Linked DNA regions of Homo sapiens: region 1 is linked to region 2. The links are chromatin contacts, found by Hi-C or POLR2A ChIA-PET in ENCODE. All regions are on one chromosome and are shown on one strand. The core of a region is the stretch at or near the end of the contact, and the rest is flanking DNA. Distances in the headings are between cores, read along the strand shown. Region 1 overlaps AMPH (amphiphysin). Region 2 overlaps AMPH (amphiphysin).

Region 1 (4,755 bases), core at 1,970-4,469, 81 kb after region 2:
GATGGAGCTGGAGGTCATTATGTTAAGTGAAATAAGCCAGGCACAGAAAAGACAGATGCCACAAATTAATAATATATGGGAGCTTAGAAACAATCGATCTCATGGAGATAGAGGATAGAATAATAGATACCAGAGGCTGAGAAGGATGTGTGGGTGGAAGGAGGAGATAAAGAGAGGTTGGTTAGTGGATGCAAACATACAGTTAGATTGAACAAATAAGCCCCAATATTCAATAGCAGATTAGGGTGACTGTAGTCAGCAACACTGTATTAGGTATTTCAAAGTAGCTAGAAGAGACGACTTGAAATGTTACCAATGCATAGAAATGATAAATGCTCAAGGTGATAGATACCCCAAATACCCTAACTCGATCATTCCACATCCTATGCATATAACAAATACATGTGTCCCATAAATATGTAAAATATTTGGTATCAATAAAACAATTTTTAAAAATAAGATAAATTATTCATTTTACACTTTTCAATATTTTTCCAATTTTCTATAAGTATATACTACCCTTAATTAAAAAAAAGATAATTTTCAAATACCGTACATCTCCCATGTAAGAATGCTTCAGACTAACCAAGTAATTAAAACAAGCCTGAATGACAATTAAAATTATGTTGTTGGTTCTGGAACCGCCACTTTCTTTAGGGCTAGCCCCTGAGAGTCCTTCCACCATGGGACTTTCATGGACATACCAGCCCTGAACCAGGCACTTACCTGGGAAGGTGTTGTCACACTGATTTCTGGAACAAAGTTGTCCTCAAAGAAACTGATGATGTTCTCCTGCTGCAGTTCCTTTGTCGGGGTGACTTTAGGTAGAGGTGGGACAGGAGGCCCTTTCCTTGTCTAGGAAGCATTAAATACAAACATTAATCCAGCCAAAGACAATGTGTCAGACACGAAGAAAGGTCACATGAACAGAGCTACATGGACAGATTGAGCTCTGATTGAAACTTGTATCTGCATATAGCAGCAAGCCTATCTGATACAGGTAAAGAATGCTGTCTACTTGTGAGGCTCTCTGAGCCCTGATAAGCCATGGTTCAAGGCAAAAACAAAACTGAGGCTATAAGAGTCCATTCATCTCAACTCAAGTACAATACACAGAGCTGTAGGGCCAGGCACATATACTTTAAAGGTTAAACTAGGGCAATACCCTCTTCTGAACTAAACTGAAAATAATTTCTCATTTTGGAAATAAATTAAAATTTCAAAACTAAAGCAGCTTTTCATTTGAATTGGTGAGACCTACTATAGGCAGCTTACATTTCACTTTCCATTCAAGGATTTTGAAAAGTAGAAAACTTTAAAGGTCTGTTTAATGCATGTATCTTCCCAAGACTTTCCTTAGTTCAACTACATATAGATGGTCCTCAACTTATGATGGTTCAATCTATGATTTTTTTGGACTTTAGGAAAGTGTAAAAGCAATAGGCATTCAGCAGAATGTGTGAAAACACTCTCTCATGAGGCGGGGCAGTGGCAGTGAACCACACTTCCCAGTTAGCCCTGTGATCACGAGGGTAAATGACTGCTATTATGTTCTACAGTGTACTATAGTCAGTAAATTACACAAGATATTCAACACGGTTATAAAATAGGCTTTGTGTTACATAACTTTGTCTAACTGTAGGCTAATGTTAAGCGTTCTCGGCGCGTTTAAGGTAGGCTGGGCTAAGTCATGATGCTCAACAGGTTAGGTGTATTTAATGCATTTTAACTTGCAATATTTTCTACTTACGATGGGTTTATCAGGACACAACCCCTTTGTAAGGCAAGCAGCATCTGTACAAGAAAGCTTGAACTGGACTGGGGACTATAAATTTTTCTACAGAAATTTCATTTTCACCCAACATAGGGAGAATAAAGGTGGTAGTTTCTCTCTACAGTTACCTTTGCCCAGCCCTTATTGTTTCTCTTCAATTATTTCTTCAATTCAATTTTATTAAGTGGCCACTCATATGCAAGTGTGTGTACTAAAAAATGTCCAGGTGTACCAAAAAATGTGAGATGACATATAAACATAACCGCTTTTCTTGGCAGTACCTGCCAACTCTAAACCACTAGGAGAGGGAAGGTTTCATGCAGAGGTAGGATTTAAATGGAGCATTGAAAGAAAAGAGTTTTGTAGCAAGAGATAGGAGAAGAGAGAGCATGCTCGCCTGAGCATGCCGAGAACGTGGTAAGAAGTCCCAAAAAACTTGAATATAGGGCATGTGAGGAAATATCAAGTCAAATAAGAAAAGCAGGTGGATACCTTCATGACAATCACAATGCCTAAAGCCTCACATCTCAGTCTCCCTAACTGGAAACTTCTCTTAAAGCCCCGGCACCGTGGGATTATCCTAGATGGGGCCACCTTCATCTCATCATGAGCTCTATCCCCCAATATATTTGACCTCTTCCTACCTGTGAAGGTGACCGAGGCCGTGCTGGTGCGGGAGACGCAGGTGCTAATGTATGATTTGGACTTGCTGTCGGGCTCGGGAGGGGTGAAGGCTCCTCAGGCGGTGATGGTGTCTTTGCAATGCGGAGAGGACCCGAATCACTAGAGGAACACAGGGGATTGGGCAAGGGGCCTTCTCAAGAACAGTATTCATCTAATCAGGGGTTTTCCATTTCAGAGAAACCCAGAAGCCTAACAGGTACTGTCTGTTGTCCTGCTCTCCCCTTCCAGGTTAATTCTGGTTAATTGCAACAGTGATGGTGATAACTGGTACCATTTATTTGCACTACAGAGACCTCATTCATGTATTATCTTTTGTCTTCACAGTAGCCATGTTTTATTGTCCCCACTTTACAAGTAGTAAAGTGGGGCATAGATAGGTTAAAAATAAAAACTCTAAAATCACCCAGCCATTTAGTGAATCTGAATTCAGGTCTTAGTAATGCAAGCCCTCTGTTCTTTCAAACAAGTTCTGCAAGAATCTTCCAAACATAAGCTGAATTGATTTTACTCGTTTCACTTTCTATTTACAAGAGAATCTTGCCATGTCACAATCTATAAAAAACTATGAAAATTGTAACTTTTATATTAAAAGGTAACCTTAGGATAGTGTTAGTAAGGATTTTGTAGAAGTGCTTTCTAATAACATTTGGAAATAAACTCACTAATTATTTCTCTTTCTAGACCTTATAAATAACTACTCAACTCAGGCATCTTGAAATGTGCAACAAAATCAGACAAGATTCAGTTTCGTTTACTAAGAACCCACCATGTTCCTGGCATGCGGCCAGACGCTCGGGAACAGCCCAAATGTGATGACTAAGAAGCACTCAGGACACATCCTACTCTCTAAGAATTTCTAAAGTCTACAGCTCGAAGAAACAGAGTCTGTACCCCAAAATAAAAGAGCATGTACACAGCAGCATGGTCTACATATTCAAAGGGCTGAGGAAACTGGGTCCTTTAGCGAGAACACAGACATGCCACATGATTGGGGTCATATGCCAGCAATCATGGCCTCAGATGGAAACATAGCCCCAATCTAAGCTTAATAGAGATGCCACTGAGCTCACTCACCACCTCATTCTGCAGAGGAATGTTGAAAAAAAGTGAAAGGAACATTCATTAAGTGGTCATGGCCCCGCTTTTTCTTCACTGTATCTCATTTGGCAACATTACAATTTTCAGATGAATTTGTCCCTTTCATTTCCATGTAAGGGAACAACCCTAAATTTTTTCATGCACTTCATTTTTAAAACACTCAAATATCATTCTGATATTCCCATTCCAATTCTTCCTTCGTGCCTAGCCCCATACTGAAATAACCATACTGAAAACAGTAACTCTGCCTCTCTTATGTATTCTTTCAGGCAATATTCTTTCCCTTAGAAAGAGAAGATATACTACTGCTTACATAGTATAGAAACCATAGCAGAACCTATAAGTAGGGCTAATCCAAAGAGCAGGGAATAAGAAAATTAACAATCTCTAGAGGGATCCAAACATTAACATATGTAGAAGTTGGTTCATGTGTATGACTATGTGTGTTTTCATAAATGTATGCAAATAAGTGTTTGTATTAAAATGGCAAATATAGAATGTCAGGACTGTATATTACCTTGGAAACCATGTAGTTCAATAGTATCTTTTTTTTTCTATTGAATTAAAAAAAATGAGACCTCTAACCAGAGAGGTTTTGAACTTACTCAAGGAAGGCAAAGCAAGTTAACTGCAAAATCAGAAAACCGAAAGCTGGGTCTTCTGACTCCCAGCTCACTAGCCTTCAATCTCTGAGTACGTAAAGTCTACGAAGGATGGAATAAAAAGGATTCCAGAATCACTGGAGAAAGCTGGTGTGCAGCCGAACCCTGGCAAGGTAGACAGGTCACCTATGGATCATTGGGGCTCCGGGGTATTTGACTGGCATACTCATAATGCAACGTGCAATAAAACAAAAACAGCACAGTGTTCACCAGATCAAGAGTCAGGAGGTAAGAGGAAGATGAGATCTCACCTACTTCCTCTTTCCTTTCCCAAAATGGATTCATGAAAGACGTCAGCATCAATGATAACAATCAAGACAAACTGTCATAAACTTTGGGAATTCCTTTCTTCTCCGGAGAAAATATTAAGTGCATAACAAATTATATATTACAACAAGCATATACATTATATATTAAAATTTCACACTGTTGCTATCAGGCCTCATGGAAAGCAGAGAGAGGCAGAGAGGCAGAAAGTCAATGCTGTTGTGACAAGAAGAAGAATCCTAGTTGGGTCACTGAAGGCCAGACATAAAT
Region 2 (5,138 bases), core at 2,639-5,138:
TCTCATTTAAGAAAACTTTCCCCTCTCCAATATCACAGAAGTATTTTGCATTTTCTTCTCACACTCAGTTTCAAATTTTATTCCATGTTGATCCTGGGATTAGGGTTTCTGGACTTCCCTGAACTAATCGTTCAATCAGCCTCTTGTTCGTTCACTCAGCACACAAGTATACAAGATCCAGAAGTGAATACAGCATGCAGAGAAGGTTGGAGACAGTGTGCCTCTTGGTAGGGGAAATGAAGGGCTAGGGAGTATCATATTTACTCTAAATGTGGAAAGAATGTAGAAGGATGAGAGGACGGGGGATTTTGAGGATACAGGGCTTGGACTACGCCTGGGGGATGGGATTAGAGGCCAACAGGAGAGGGGAAGGCATCCCAGGAGAGGGGTTTTGCAAAACGGCAAGAAAGGTGTATAGCTGAGGGGGAGAAGGCGGGTGGGGTGCTGAGGAGACGCCTCTGAAGCAGGCAGTGGATGAATACTGGGGAAGAGGTGAAGTTCAGCTCTGAAGACCAAGCAGAGGCTCCTGGATCTGGTATGACATGCAGCAGATATTCATCATTTGTGTATGTGTTTCTGAGAGGGAGAGGCGAGGAGGGAGTGGGGACCTGTTGGGTACTTAAAATGGGTGGGCAGTAGGGTACGAGGAAGACAAGAAGTCAGGTGGCAAGGGAGACAACAAGGATCCAATTTGTCTTCTCTGTCAGTGTGAAGAACAGAACCCCGACTAGATTAAAGTGCAAGGTTGTATGTTTTGCAGGGAAATCATAGCAGGTGCCCCAAATCTGGAAAATGATGCACAAAGGAAGCTCCCAAGTCTTCAGGCCCAAGATTCTGAAGAATGGAGGAGCCCCTCAGTGACGCACCATGGAGGGGTTTGGAAGGAAGTCCCTCAAGCGTGAAGTCTAAATCTTATGAATGCGGTCCCCATGTACAGTAACTGACACTTAGCTGGTGCTTGATATATTTTAATGAACAAATGAACATGTGGACTTGGAAGCAATAATTGGACACTCCAAAGGCAACATTCCTTGGACAACTGGAACACAAATTGAAGGACAGGTCGCTATTGCCCCACCCCACTTCCAGCAACCACAGGAAGGAGGAAAAAAAATTAGGAACAGTAACAGAGAAGGAACAACAAGAGAGGTAAGAAAACAAGGAAAGTTCGTATCTTGGAATCTTGGGGGAGAATTGGAAGTTTGGTGGCATCTCCAAATGCCACAGACAGCACTTTGTGATCACTGGTAGGGTTTTGGAGAGCAGAGCATAATGACACAGAGTTTAATATTTACTGGTGGGAGAGGGTGTAGGGTATCAGCCATGTGGCAAGGTGCGTATGGACAAGGCACTCCTGGGCTGGACTGGTTTTACAGGGCATCAGAGTGCAGCAGGGAGGGAAATAAGCATGCAATTCTGACCCAACCCTCAAGAATCAAACAACCTGAGTGTTTGACCTGAGATCGGGGGGACTGGGAATTAACTGGATTTTAGGAAACAAAGATAAAATTTAGATTTCTTTGGAAAGAGCTTCAGGGTACCTACCTGGCCTTCCTCTCAATTTGCATAGATGTAAGGGTTATGTCTCAAATATCTTTTAAGTGGAAAAAGTCACTATTTGCTGCTGCTTGTTAAGTGATCCTTAAAAGGTATTACCAATGAGTCACAAAATATTTGGATGGAATATTAAGCTTATTCGCGCATGGTTTATTTGGCTTTATGAACAACTTATCAACCCCCTACTGTGTGCCTTGAAGAACGCTGCCCGTGAACATCCAGGCGGTCTCCTCCTGGTGATTCAGGACAGGATCATCATCAAACAGGGATGCACCTGCAGGGCTCAAAGATGAACAAAACCACCTGGATCTCCATTTTCTAAGTCTTCCAAGAGAATATTGGTCATTGTCTTCTCTGTGCTGTTACCAAATGTCCGATTCCATTTACTGAAGTCCTAGGAAAGTCTCACACCAGGAAGACGGTAGCTACAGCACTGTGTAGAAAAGCTGTGCGATCTGCTCATCTCCAAGTTCTGACACGTTTGTAAGGTTTTTAGTTGAGTTCCAAGTAAAAACCAGAAGGCAGCTGTTAGTTGGGCTCCTTTGAAAAGAGGAGTAGAGTCCTATCAAGGCCAATCCATTGGCCAGTCTATTTCTAAGGCTTCAAGGTGTTCAGCCATGCAATTTTGCATGGAATAAAGCACTGAGCTTCCGCCATCTTTAAACTCATTGAGTTCTCATAACTTTTGTAGTTTCCCGAAGGCATTTTCTTTAATGGGCCATCTGAATGGGCCATGGGGTCATGCTGGGATTGTTCCAATGACCTGGTTAGAGGCTTCTTTATGTAAGAAAAGAGGGCTCAGAATTCTAAACGTGCACACTCCACTGGGCAGCCTAAGATGTGATGGATATGGTTTTCTGGCTGACTCCAAAGCCACCCCAGCTTTGTCAGGAAGAGCAGGCGTGGTGGAAGCAATGCAACAGCATGGTATGGGAGCTTTTACCTGTCCCAGGGGCCCTGGCTACCCTGAGATAGTGTTAAAAATTGAAATTGCTGGCCAGGTGCGGTGGCTCACACCTGTAATCCTAGCACTTTGGGAGGCTGAGGCCGATGGATCACTAGGTCAAGTTATCAAGACCATCCTGGCCAACATGGTGAAACCCTGTCTCTACTAAAAATACAAAAATCAGCCAGGCATGGTGGCACGCACCCGTAGTCCCAGCTATTTGGGAGGCTGAGGCAGGAGAATTGCTTGAACCTGGGAGGCAGAGGTTGCAGTAGGCTGAGATCATTCTACTGCACTCCAGTCTGGCGACAGAGCGAGACTCTGTCTCAAAAAAAAAAAATTCAAATTGCCAGGCAATTTTACTTTGCAATTATATGCATCACACAGGTTTACATGAGTGACTATTTGTCATATTGGTAGGAATGCCAGGTAGGTGTATGTTTAATAAGAACTACTGGCTTTCTTTCCAAACAGTTCTGACTCATAACTATTTGAAGGTCTGCATGACATTGGGTTTCTAAGAAGAATCTTAAATCATGGAGAGGAAGCTCAGAAAGGACCAAGGCCTGACTGGGTGTGGTGGCTCACGCCTGTAATTCCAGCACTTTGGGAGGCTGAGGTGGGCAGATCATGTGGTCAGGAGATCGAGATCATCCTGGCTAACACAGTGAAACCCCATCTCTACTAAAAAATACAAAAAAAATTAGCCGGGTGCGGTGGCGGGCACCTGTACTCCCAGCTACTTGGGAGGCTGAGGCAGGAGAATGGTGTGAACCCGGGAGGCGGAGCTTGCAGTGAGCCGAGATCACGCCACTGCACTCCAGCCTGGGCAACAGAGCAAGACTCCGTTTAAAAAAAAAAAAAATGAAAGGACCAAGGCCTGGTTCAAGGCCATTTGGGATACAATACAAACTTGCCATTATATGACTGGGTGATGTGCCTAGGATGGGTTGGTGGTGTGAGAACTTGAACGGAATAACTGAGAAAGAGAAGTGGAAAGAACTTTACACTAGTAATCCCAGAAAGTCCTTGAAACTAACATTCCTTAGAAAATCCACTGAAATGGAAAACAATGTTCACTCCACATTCAAGGACATTTCTGGGGAATGCCACCACCACACGCCCATCCCCTCCATCTCCTTCATTTTCAATGCATTAGGAATTCTTGGATTTTGGCAATTCCTGAAACAAACAAACAAAAAATCTGATAACTCTTATTTAGTGTAAAAAAAAATCCAAAGGCATTTTAAAAAACAGGACTAAATAGCTAATTAAAATCACGTCATTTCAGAAGAACTTGTTACATTCATCTAGGAACATTCATCTAGGGCTACAGTTATCTGGGCCATGTCCTGGCAAACTGTACACTGTGAGCAGCCACTGTGGGCAGGAGGGTGAAAGGAATTTAAGAATGATTCATCACATCTTCTGCTCCAGGAGATGTGGCAAGCCAATTATCTTTGCAGAACATTAGGTGCATTTTATTATTAGAGCGAATTTTTCAGTCTTGGCTTTTAACATCCTGTGTGTACTCTACTGTCAGGAGTGGCTTTCTATTACGAATCTTACATTGCTGCATTCCACTTGCTGAATTATCAGTCATGCTCCTGGGCAGTGACATTTGCTTTTCTTGCACTAGAATAGCATTCATGATGACCCAGCTTCTCTGTATATTAGCCCCTGGAAAAATCTTGGCTCAAAAACAGTTATTTCCCTATTCACACTTAAAACAACAAAGTCAGTAATACACCAGGAAGATTCAAACCATGAATCAGGAATACATACTAAATCTAAAAGTCTAATAATATACATTCTTGATCAGCCTATGTTGTATAAAGAATTATATTAGCAGAAAAGAGTCCAAATCAACTAAAAGGATTTGCGTTAAGAATTCTCTTTTGGAAATAATGGCCAAGTGAATTCACTTTTCTATTCCAACTGATCTAATTTTTATGTACCTACGAACATAAACATGCCAAAAAGGAAAGTGACCAGAAAATGAAGCTGGTGTGAGAAGAAATTGCTGATTATGAAGGTCGTAAGATTATCAGTGATTCACGGACTGGGAGTCTACAGCCGGCACCTTTAAGGGCTCTCCGTTGGCAGCTGTTATTGGTGCTGCAGTAATTGCTGGATGTCAGGGAACACCGAGTGACCAGCAATGACTGGAATGAAAGAAGTGGGGAGGTGCGGTGGGGGCGTGGAGTGCAACCTAGTGGAAGAACAAGCATATTTCTGCACAAATAACAACTCCAATACCAACTGTTTCAAGCAGAGTATCCGACTGGAACAAAATTTCCAAAAAAAAAAAAAAAAAGACTCATCAAAAGGAATTAGGGTAATCGTTGAAGATTACCAAAGGTTTATTTGGAATGACACAGCACTGAAAACATAATTGTTACAGATGATTTGTGGATACAGCATACACCATCTATTTTACTTTAGAACAATCTGTGAAGATGAGTTGCATAAATAGAAAGAGGTGGAAATATAGAGGAGCTGTTTTTATAGTGTTCTTTTGGGGGTAGATGAATATGCCCCATCTTTCTACCCAATCTCATAAAGGCAGAAGAGAAGACTGCTTAGCTGCCCATCCCAACTAGCCTACCTCCAGCCACAGCGGCTGGACAGCTAG

The links. A loop is a pair of places that touch in the nucleus more often than their neighbours do. ChIA-PET counts read pairs that join two places held with the same protein, here RNA polymerase II (POLR2A). Pooled maps may share reads with other maps.
Region 1: POLR2A ChIA-PET joins it to region 2 with 10 read pairs in activated CD4-positive, alpha-beta T cell. The contact joins two enhancer-like sites. A Hi-C loop is called at or near these places in 6 of 50 pooled maps. POLR2A ChIA-PET finds 5 or more read pairs at or near these places in 2 of 52 experiments (OCI-LY7 and activated CD4-positive, alpha-beta T cell).

Annotation. Positions count from the first base shown.
Region 1 is chr7:38,460,557-38,465,311 of GRCh38, forward strand. AMPH (amphiphysin) reads right to left here. Exons shown (of 21, transcript NM_001635.4): 10 at 2,419-2,557; 11 at 727-855. Among named protein-coding and RNA genes, the nearest start is that of TRG-AS1, 120 kb to the left of the region's middle. RefSeq lists enhancers at 3,114-3,193, 4,216-4,385. Within about 2 kb of position 3,220, at least 3 of the 41 ENCODE cell types and tissues checked have a DNase peak (open chromatin) inside an H3K27ac peak, as active enhancers do.
Region 2 is chr7:38,378,868-38,384,005 of GRCh38, forward strand. It overlaps AMPH (amphiphysin), which reads right to left. Exons shown (of 21, transcript NM_001635.4): 21 at 4,837-5,138. Among named protein-coding and RNA genes, the nearest start is that of TRG-AS1, 40 kb to the left of the region's middle. Within about 2 kb of position 3,889, at least 2 of the 41 ENCODE cell types and tissues checked have a DNase peak (open chromatin) inside an H3K27ac peak, as active enhancers do.